Regions from separate parts of the Homo sapiens genome. Here region 1 is linked to region 2. Evidence: chromatin loops called from intact Hi-C (ENCODE). Cell type or tissue: IMR-90. All regions are shown on one strand. Links, peaks and the distances in the headings refer to the core of each region. The heading gives the core; the rest is flanking DNA.

What was found. Hi-C counts contacts between places; a loop is a spot of excess contacts. Peaks named below come from ENCODE experiments on the same cell type or tissue, not always from the same donor. Only the 100,000 strongest peaks of a DNase experiment are listed, where the experiment ranks them.
Region 1: it touches region 2 in a loop (7-fold over the local background); 16 of 110 quality-filtered maps call a loop at or near these places.

The regions. Positions count from the first base shown.
Region 1 is chr3:65,886,589-65,891,960 of GRCh38, forward strand. The region is part of intron 1 of MAGI1 (membrane associated guanylate kinase, WW and PDZ domain containing 1); the gene reads right to left. All of the region lies in intron 2 of MAGI1-IT1 (MAGI1 intronic transcript 1), which reads right to left. Among named protein-coding and RNA genes, the nearest start is that of MAGI1-AS1, 4.5 kb to the right of the region's middle. In IMR-90, for the core only: no CTCF peak of the experiment used is centred there; a DNase peak (open chromatin) is centred at 2,953; H3K4me3 peaks cover 292 bases; H3K27ac peaks cover 400 bases.
Region 2 is chr3:66,034,658-66,040,029 of GRCh38, forward strand. It overlaps MAGI1 (membrane associated guanylate kinase, WW and PDZ domain containing 1), which reads right to left and starts at 4,261. Exons shown (of 23, transcript NM_001033057.2): 1 at 3,339-4,261. The coding sequence starts at 3,651. It overlaps LOC105377128 (a long non-coding RNA gene), which reads left to right and starts at 4,296. Exons shown (of 2, transcript XR_001740440.2): 1 at 4,296-4,541. RefSeq lists enhancers at 791-1,620, 1,621-2,448, 2,449-3,276 and a silencer at 4,229-4,348. In IMR-90, for the core only: a CTCF peak has its summit at 2,748; DNase peaks (open chromatin) are centred at 2,754, 4,294 and 4,634; H3K4me3 peaks cover 3,904 bases; H3K27ac peaks cover 2,140 bases.

The DNA.
Region 1 (5,372 bases), core at 235-5,234, 150 kb before region 2:
CCGTGTCTGTGAAGAGAAGAGACCTGCTCTCCTCTTGTCTCCGTCTCACTAGCCAGAATGCACAGGAGGACAATATCTCTATAATGACAGAGCAATATATGAGACAGAATCTCAGTCCCCAACCTTGCAGAATCACAGTAGCGTAGGACTGTTACATGGCTAGACCGTTACATAAGGTAGAAATGAACTTCTACTATATTGAAGCCACTGTGATTTGAGGTAACTGCTAATGCAGCCAAACCTATATGTTGGCTGATACACAGAAAGCTTGAACAAAATAACCAGTATTGAACCAGTAAACTATTAATTTCTCCTACCTGATCCTACACATCTCTTCTCCAAAAAACATTTCAGAATGGGTATACACCACTGTCATTTCTTAATAATTTAAGAAAATAAAGTACCTAGTTAATGTCAAAGGCTTCTGTGCAAACTCATAAAATACAAGGTGCACTTAAAATAAATATAAAATACTGATTAAGAATAGTCTAAGTTGAAACCAAGATTCTCAGACATGAGTAAAATAAGTATGTATGCCATCTCAAAAAAAGATTCCAAAGATCATATGCATATTTTTATCTGTATAGAAAAATTGAAAAAATATATCCCAAACTGGTTGCCTCTGGAGGATTAGAATTTTAGGTTGAGAACAGAAGGAGATAACAGGAAAAATTTAGTTTTCTACTTTATATTCCTGTGTTTTATTTGAATTTTTGCCACAAACATGTATTACTTTAGTAATACACAAAAACTACAAAAATAAAGCACATATTAGAACTCTGTACAGCAGACTGATACCAGAAAAAAAAAAAAAAAAGGGCAGGGGCAAGAGGGGGAAATAAGATTTCTATCTACAAATAAAACCACAGCCTTCTGAATTCTGGGATGTAAATTCATAAACCTGTAACTTCTACTGTGCATTAAAAAAAACTATAACATACCATAAAACCTGTATCTATTTCTTTAACTTCCTTACCTTTACCAAATACCACAATTTCTCTTAGACAGAGACAGTAAACATAAAACTCATGAAAAACTAAAGAGACAGAAAAATAAAAATTCTATGTCTGGTTAGGACGTTAATAAGCTCACAATCATAGGACACCACTATTATCTAAGGCACAGTGTTTTCAATTTGGATAGTAAGTCAGTTCATCTTTGAGCTTCGATCAATGTCTTAAAGCTTTCAAGACCACATGAGGATATGGTACATTGCCCATTATCTCACTTACTGAGTGACCTATTATTCATTGAATTTATTTCCACACAAGAGAACAGCATAGATACAGTATCCTAAATGATCATGCACATAAAACAAACATTAACATCATATTCATCGTTAGCAACTATTAGAACCTGTATATTACACTCTCAATAACTGACTGTATCATTCAAGTTGATATTAGTTCAATATGGTATATTCTGTGTTTCATAAAGAACCTATCACCAAACTAAGATTTTTTGAGATCAGCAAAACCCAATCTTTATAAAAGGTGCCCAGTTGATTAGCGAAATTACCTTCTCTCTACTGTGAAAACAATTCCCACTATCCAACCTGATGGTAAGAAAGCTGCTACATAATTGTGTGTGAAGGCCCTGAACTTCAAACATTCCTAGAACAGATTTTTCCTAATGGTGACAGGACTTAAAATCTAAGAAGCCATATGAAGCATCAGAACCCATCTCAATAACTTTACAAAAGCACAAGAATAGTCAAGGAGAGGTTGAGAAAGGAAGACTATGTCTTTCATCTTCAGAGTCAGAGCCAAGGGAAGTACTGAGCAGGGAATTAGTATATGTCTAGCATTGGCAACCAAAGTATTCAAGAGGCCCATTATAAACCTTTATGTCCAAAAGAATTCCTATGAGGCTACGTTAAGAAGAAAAACATGTTGGAATACATTGCAAGTTACCACTGGCAGATGTTAAGAAAATAAAATTATACAAGTAGTAAATGGGATAAAATTTTTAATGACATTAGAAATGAAAGGAGATTTAGAATTAAAACTAGCAACTGGATTCACAAGTCTTAAACACACACATATACACAAGTACATACACATTTAAGAATCTTTAAGATTTTTTTTAAACACTCAAAAATGAAATACTGAGTTTAAAGAACTAAAAGCTTTAATTTCTCCTTTCTAAAAAAAAGAAAAAAGCCAGAAGACTGGCCAGGATGCCCAAGACCTTCCAATTCAATGCTCCCAAAAACTATGAACCACAAAATCTGACAGATGGAAAATGGTTATTCCAAGGGGTTTGGGATTCTACAGGTACACCAGAAATTATCTGTGCGCTAAAAAAATGTGAGTAAAAGTATTTTCTATAATATACAGATGCCATATATGTGTGTATGTTTATGTATATATTTATATATGTGTGTATGTATACATATGTAACAAATATAATATTACAAAGATATAATGTATAATGACCTCTATAGGCTAGTACTATTCATTATCAGATTCATAGCAGTTTTCCAAAACCAAGAGACGCTAAAAGTACAACTAATATTAAGTAAGCATCTGTGAAACTTTCTGAAGCATAGCCTCTAAAAGACTGAAACCACCACACTAATCCAGAGTGATCCTTCAGTTGACCTGGCTGATATAATGTCCATGGGTCAGAGTGAGATGGCTGAATTAAATAAGCAAAGAAAGTAATCATCTGATATGTAGGAGAGAATGTGGGCAAGGAGATGGGAAAGATCCATCACTTTAAAAAGGCAAGAACCCCTTCTGTTTCTGTCTTTTTAGAAGACCAGTTGCTGCTACATATTTTGTATCTGCACAGACTTTTCTCTTCTGGGCTTAGCGACACACTCAACATTTTCAGTACAGAGTCATGATTCTCTGTTCTCTCCTCTATTCAGCTACATCATGAGTCATAGTAATGACTATTCTTGAATACCACTGGTGACGTTCAAAAAATTCTAAGCTCATGCCAACCAACTTTTGAACATCTGTGAGGCAGGGGAGAAATACTCGCCTAAAAGCTGCTGCCAGAAACAGTAGTCTGCATTCCAAAGTCAGTGCAACACAGGAGTTTAACTTGGGAGGCCTTAACATAACAGTAAGTAACACAACAGTGAAAGAATCTGTACTAATAAGGAAAATAATAATGTCAGTTACCATCTATTGAGAGCTACTATATTGAGAAAATTTACACTCATAGTATGGGGGCATGGGGGGTTGTCAGGTAAGGCTTCCTGGAGGGGGAGCCACCTGAGCCAACACCAAAAAGATAAGCAGAATGTACTGGTATATACAGAAATGTATTGGTATGTGTTCACAACAGAGAAGCATGAGGATGCTGCCACATGTATGAAGATGGTCACTGCAGTGTTCCTTATAAAAGCCAAAGCACACAAGCAAGCTTTGTGCCTTTCAACAGATTGTTATCTTAATGTCTACCTCATGCTGTTCACAGAAAAAAATAAAAGTGGGCAACCAGTTTTTAGCTCCAGATGACATTAAAAACTCATGATATGCCGGCCAGTCGCGGTGGCTCACGCCTGTAATCCCGGCACTTTGGGAGGCCGAGTGGACGGATCACGAGGTCAGGAGATCGAGACCATCCTGGCTAACACAGTGAAACCCCGTCTCTACTAAAAATACAAAAAAATTAGCCGGGCGTGGTGGCGGGCGCCTGCAGTCCCAGCTACTCGGGAGGCTGAGGCAGGAGAATGGCGTCAACCCAGGAGGCGGAGCTTGCAGTGAGCAGAGATAGCGCCACTGCACTTCAGCCTGGGCGACAGAGCGAGACTCCGTCTCAAAACAAAAAACAAACAAACAAAAAAACTCATCATATGCCTTCCCAACTCACACACAGGCACACACACACACCGAGGAGGTCAGAAACATGTTCTTGTGCATCCAACTTCAAAACATTAAGCTTTATAAAATTCAACAATATTTTTCTCATTTCATGTCTGAACAAGGCCCAGCACAGATCCAAGGACCAAAATTTCCCAAAGGACTTGCAAGAACATTCCAACTTTAACACCACATCCAACGCAAACACTTCTTTAAAAGAACGAGCAGATTCACATAGCCAAAAACTCAGGAGTTGAACAAGTCACAAAATATCAGCCCATCCATTTATAAGAGGTACAAGTTGAGAACCACTATGGTTGAAGGATCTTGCCCAAGGCCAGTCATACAGCTGGAATGGCAACCCAGATTCCAATTTTAGAACTATCCCAATAAGCTACATTGATTGAACTCCTCCTATTGTACTTGTCAATAGACAGCTGGAACAGCACAAAACATTAACTTGGAAAGAAAAACAAAAATAAAATGTATCGCCTCGTTTGTTTAGACAACAAAACCTATTCCAGCCTGGGCAGTGGTTCACACCTCTAATCCTAGCACTTTGTGAAGGCTGACAGGCAGGAGGATTGCTTGAGGCCAGGAGTTCAAGACCAGTCTGGGCAACACGGCAAAACCCCATCTCTACAAAAATTACAAAAATTAGCCAGGCACGGTGGCATGCACCTGTAGTCCTAGCTACTTGGGAGGCTGAGGTGGGAGGATAGCTTGAGCTCAGGAGGCAGAGGATGCAGTGCGCCATTACACTTCAGCCTGGGCGACTGAGTGAGCCCCTGTCACAGAAAAACACACACAAAAAAAAAAAAAGGAAAGAAAGAAACCAATAACAAGAAGAAAAAAACTATTCTAATGGGTTTGTAACATGGACAACTACTTGCTCTTTAAAGAATGAGACAGATAACTGTAATGGTAAGAAGTCATTTACTGAGCACCTATTACAAATCTGGTAATATGCCAGGCGCTACCACCCATCACTGACCAATCACTGAACTAGGACTTAGGTAAGCACCATCAATAAAACCCTTAAAGCACAACGGGAAGAGAAGCCTGGGCTGCTAGCACAATAAGCCCCAACAAACTAAAATGTTAGATTAAGGGACAGAAGTATTTTCTACTTCATAAGTTAATTATACATTACCAAGGTTACTTTTCCCCACTATTTTGCAGGAGTCAACGTGATACACAATATAACCAAGGGTGACAAAAGCAACCATACTCCAAAGTATTCAGCAAAATACTTGACAAGCAACATGCATGACAATAGCCCTAAGGTGTTGGAAGACTGGGATACAAACCCCTGTTGTCTGGGGCCTGTTGTGGGGTGGGGGGAGGGGGAGGGATAGCTTTAGGAGATATACCTAATGTAAATGATGAGTTAATGGGTGCAGCACACCAACATGGCACATGTATACATACGTAACAAACCTGCACATTGTGCAAATGTACCCTAGAACTTAAAGTATAATATATATATATATATATATATATATATATATATATATATATATATATATATATATACCCGTGTTGCTCCAATTC
Region 2 (5,372 bases), core at 200-5,199:
TAAAAAATGGTAAATACTCCAAATGTCCATAAACAAGCAAAAGGACAAACTGGTATGTGTATACAATGGAATATTACTTAGCAATAAAAAAAGAACCAAATGAAGTACACATGCAACAAAACGAAATCTCCAAAATATTTTGTTGAGTAACAAAAGCCAAACACAAAAGAGTACATACTGCATTAGTTCATTTTTATGAAGTTGAAGACAAAATTATTCTATGGTAGATCTATGGTGCAGGGGGAGGGGGGAATTAACTGGACAGGAACATGAGAAAAATTTCTGGGGTGATGAAAATGTTCTCTATCTTCATTTGAGTGATTAACATGAGTGCATACATCGCTTAAAACTCATCAAATTATATATCTAAGATATGCATTTTACTATAGGTAAATGATACCTGAATACACATAATTATATATAACTTTGTAAAGGCATTTTATGACAAAGTACTGTCTTCCCCACTTAAAATGAACCAACTCCAACCTGACAAAGGACTGTCTTCTCCATTTAAAATGAACCAAGTCCAACCTGGCAGATCCATTGAGTTTGATTCCTGCACAATCCAGTCCTGTCACAGACAGTTTTGGTCCATGTATCTTTCCAGAGAACTGCCATGAAGTAGAAAAACAGAATTTTCTCCCACCATGTAGACAGTATCCAGAGTGATCTGTGTCCCTGGAAGTGGCTAACTTGGGATGCAAACAACACAAAAGTAGTATTTTTCTTTACCATATACCAAGTATGAGCCTGCTTGATATGACTTTAAAAGGCACAGTAATGAAGACACATTAAGAGCAATTCTGTCATACAATCTAAATCATATTCTCAACATGGAAGAGGGAGCAGAAAACTGGTGAAATGGTTTCTAGGGCCATCATTACTGGTAATGAAGACGTCAGAAGATCCAACTGTGCCTGTGTAATTATTACATGAAATAGTCACTTTCAGACTGCAATGAATTCCAGGCCATTCAGGTTTCCCAATCAGTATCATATTTCTATCCCATTACAAGTAGATTCACGTACATCCATCCATACATACATATACACACACACACAGAAACATACCCACACACTCGCCCCTGCTGTGAACAATCTGTGCACAAGGGGTGAAGAGAGCTAACACCTGGAGACACTACAGTTTCCTTTCAACTCAGAGGTGTCTGTTTCCAAACCCACTTGATTATCTCACCAAGCCTTCCTAAACTCCATGATGAGAGAGCCCTGGGACATCGCCTCCCAGAAATTTGGCAACTAGTGGAAGGAAGAGACACAAGCCCATGCAGCATCTTGCACACTGCAAACACTGCAAGCCAGCCCCTATTCAGGACCCGTTAGACACTGCGAGGCATCCCCCTAGTTGGGCAGGTACCCTTGCCTGTCCTTCCTCCACCCTTTCTCCAAAATGGTCCTGAACTGAGACCTGCAGCTGCTCCCATCCTATGCCTTCACACAGTATTTTCTCTACAGCCCTATCAAGTCATAATTATCCAGGTTCCTGACACTAAAAACTAGTTTCAGAAATAAATAGCTGCTAAAATCAATTCAAACATAAATAGCTAATCTTTATGGAGCACTTACTATGTACAGGCACTGTTGGGTGCACTTTCCACGTGTTAGCTTATGTAATACCCACAGGAAAGCCAGTGTGAGGAAGACGCATTGTCAGGCCAGGAAAGGTTTTGAACCTCAAGCAAAACCTGGAGAGGTATGCCAGGAATGAGGCACAATCTCTCCCTTTAATGAGCTCACTACCTTGTATGGAAATGAGGACCTAACTCAGAGTTCAGAGTAAGTAAAAAAGCCACAAAGTAGACATTAAAGGAGCCCAAAGGAGGAAGAATTTGTGCATCCTAGCAGGATTCTGGAGGGCTTCTTGGAGGAGGTATCCCAGTGGAGAATGAAGTCATAAATACAAGGAGCTTTCCATAGCTAAGTGTCAGCTCCTCAGCTCCCAAAGCTGCTAAAAGGCCAGGCGAGTCGGCCGCCCCCTCCTCCATTTCATCTGGAGCACGCCTGTTTCCAAGAGAGGACCAGCTAGGCCCAGCCCTTCCTTTGACACATTCCTCCAGCTGCTGCCTGTCCTTATGGAAACACATGGGAACTTTTCACCATGTTCAACTTCACGACTTCCTTCGGTGCTTTCACTGGGGAGAACCTGCGTCATGGCACTTGCTTGCACAAGGGAGCCCTTTAAGGGCCTCAGCTGGTCTCCATTGGGTTGACATGAGGACAGCCCCTTGTCTGTACCAAAGTGAGATGTAAGGGACCTACATCACCAGCAGCCAGCAAATGCATCTTTTAAAAGGCCTCTACAGATTTCTGAGAGAGGAATTTGCTTCCACTCCCTCCTCAGGAATCAGCCCCTTCAGTGCGGTAGGGTCATCCCCCCACTCCTTCCTCCTCCATACTTAAGGCTCTGCAGCAAGGGCTCAAACCCTCGCTTTTGGCAACTGTGTGACCTTGAGCAAGTCACTTAACCAGTATCAATCCCAGTTTCCTTATCTCTAATTTGGGGTATATAAATAAGAACAACTCGTTCTTAGAACTGTTGTGAATCGGAGTGAGATAGTGCAAGTAAAGTATTTTACACAGAGCCGGGCATGTAGTAAACCAACAATGAATAGTAGCTTCATTTTCATCATCAATAATGACGATGATGGTGGTGGTGGGAGGGTAAACTTGGACCCGATTCGAGCTAAAAGCAAGCACCCCTTCCCCCTCTCCCCCTCCCAAGTGTATGGCTGAGCCACACGGTGGAGACACATGCGTCATCCGGCTGAGGGGTGAATGCAGGCTCTTCTGGCGGCGGGCTCAGGAACCGCCAGGCAGTGGTGTCCTAGCTCACCTGGAGGGGTCGCGGGGTGAAGCAGATTTTCTGATGGGGGAGGTCCAATAAACTACAGACCCTCTCTTTCTGTATACCCACTCAGCAGGTATGGAAACTGACTCGTGGCCAAAGAACGCCAGCTGCATCCCTCCCCCAAGGAGCCAGGACAGCGTCCACCATGCCCCTGACTCAGTTCCCCAACTCTCTCTCGGGTGCAGGCGAGACTGCGCTGCACTTAGTGGCGGAGATAACAGGTTGGCCAGCCAGGCCTGAGAAACGTCCCCCCGCTACCTTGCGCAAACCCAGCCCCCTCTTCGAAACGCAGGTGGGCAAACAACCCTCAACCTCGCAACAACTTTGTGTATTTCACCGCCACCACAGGGCGCACGGCCTCAACTTCTCTTCACTGCGCTCCGAGGAGGGAAGCAGGAAATCGAGAATAAGGGGCAGCCCACAGACCACCCTCCTTTTCTCGGGGCGCCCCCCAAAGGCGCGCCCTGCCTTACCTTGTCTGACGGCCTTGAAGGTGACGGCCTCCTTGCAGCTGTCGATGACCCCCAGCACGTCATAGCGGGGCAAGCCGGACACCCGGACCCCCTGCACCTCCAGAAGCAGCTCCCCTTCGCCCAGCCTCGGGCCCTCGCCGCCGCCGGGAAGCCCCGCTGCCTCGACCGCCGCCACCGCTCCGACGTACGGAAACTCCCCGTGCTCCGCGCCTCCCAGCACCGTCACCCCCAGCTCGCCCTGGGGTCCCCGCTTCACGGTGCATTCGTGAACCCTGCTAGTCCAGTGGTTCTTCTTCTGGATCACTTTGGACATGATGAGTTACACCCCTCCTCCAAAAAAATAAAACGAGAGACAGGTGCCCCCCACAGCACGAGCCCCCAAGCCTCCGCTTGTTCATGGGAGAAACATCTCTCCCCAAATCACAAAACAGGAGAGAGAAACTTGGCAGCCTCGCTCCCCTGCACACGCTCGCGCACTCAAGCCATCATAAAACAAACTTTCTGGGCTTCCCCGCGAGCCCCGCACAGGCGCCCGCGAGCTTTGTTTGCATTCCGGTGCCTCTGGGTCCACGTTCCGGCGCCCGCCCGTGCTCTCCCGGACCAGAGTCCACTCTGCGCCGCTCGGGTTATTTTTTTTTCCTTCCTTCCTTTCTCTCTTGCCTTTTACAAATGCGGTGCCTCCTCTTTGCCTCCCGCCCGGCTCGCCTCTCCTCGCTGGCAGGCTGTTACTGAGGGTGAGGGAAGCCCTTCCAGCCAGTTGCCGGGAGCCCTGAAGACGCGGTGGCGGGGCGGCGGGGAGCAGGGCGGGAGGTAAGTGCTCGCGGCCCCTTTAAGCAGATACAAAGGCTCGGCTTGTTTTGTTACAGTTCATTCTATTCCGCGCCGCGGAGCGCAGCGGCCGGCGACAGGAGACGCGCGCGCATGCGCCCCGCGGCCGCCAGCCGGCCGGCCCACCCCTCCCCTCCTCCCCGAAGGGAGAGATTCCAACGTGCTTCCCGATGGGTCCTAAAACCGACCTGCCGGGAGAAGGCAACTCCCCCCCAACCCTTCCTGAACCCCTATCCTCTCTCCTTTTCTTTCAGTGCCCTGGACTCCGCGGATTCCTTTGGGGCTGGAGGGCCGCACACGTGTTTTACTCCAACTGTTTGCAACTTTTGAAACCCGGGCAATCTGGCTTTGGCATTTGAAAACCATTTCAAACAGGTGGGGGTTGGGGAGGCTGCCACACTCACCCTGGCGCTCACACTCACGCACACGCGCACGCACTCGCGCCGGCCCTAAGCCTCCTAACCGCCCTCGGCCAGTGGCTGGCCAGGCTGTCGGTCACCCAGCCCGGCTGGTTCGCCGCCCCCCTTGCCGCAGGTCCCACTGAAACCCCCGAGACCCGCCCCGGGGCGCTCGCCGCCTCCCTGCCTGCCCTGCGCTTGCGGGTTCGGGTCCTGGCGCGGGGTCTGCCAGGGTCTCTGCGACCCGGGGGAGGGGGACGGTGGGATCCTCCGGTTCCCCAACTGGGATCCCTGTGCGGGTCACACGCGCTCTTACACACACCCGCATCCTTAAACTTTGGGACCAACTTTTTAGGACACGGGAAACTACAGGCAAGAGAGAGAAGCCATGGTGCTAGTGTGGGTTCAGGTATTCAACCAAAAAAGAGATCCCTCTAGCTTTTCAACTGCCCTGCCAGCAGAGACTGCTGGACCCAGTCAATCATCTGCCCCGGCCTCAAGTTCCTGGCAGGGCCGAGAAGCCTGCGGACCTACTCCGGGGCCAGGAGATAAGGATCCCCGCCGGGCGCGGACATGCCCTGCGTCCTGGCGCCCGCGGGGGCGTGAGAGAACTCGGAATTCGCAGCCCGGGGGTAGCTGCGGCCTCCGGAGGTCGCCCGGGGGTGCGGATGGAGTGACTTCTGTCCCGGCGAGGTGGCGGACAGAAAGACTCCCATACCACAGGAAGGCTGCCCTTCCCAAATACTCCTCAAATCAGGCTGCTGAGTAGTCTCCCCAGCAGTTTGTTTTCCTCTTTAGTGATGTATAA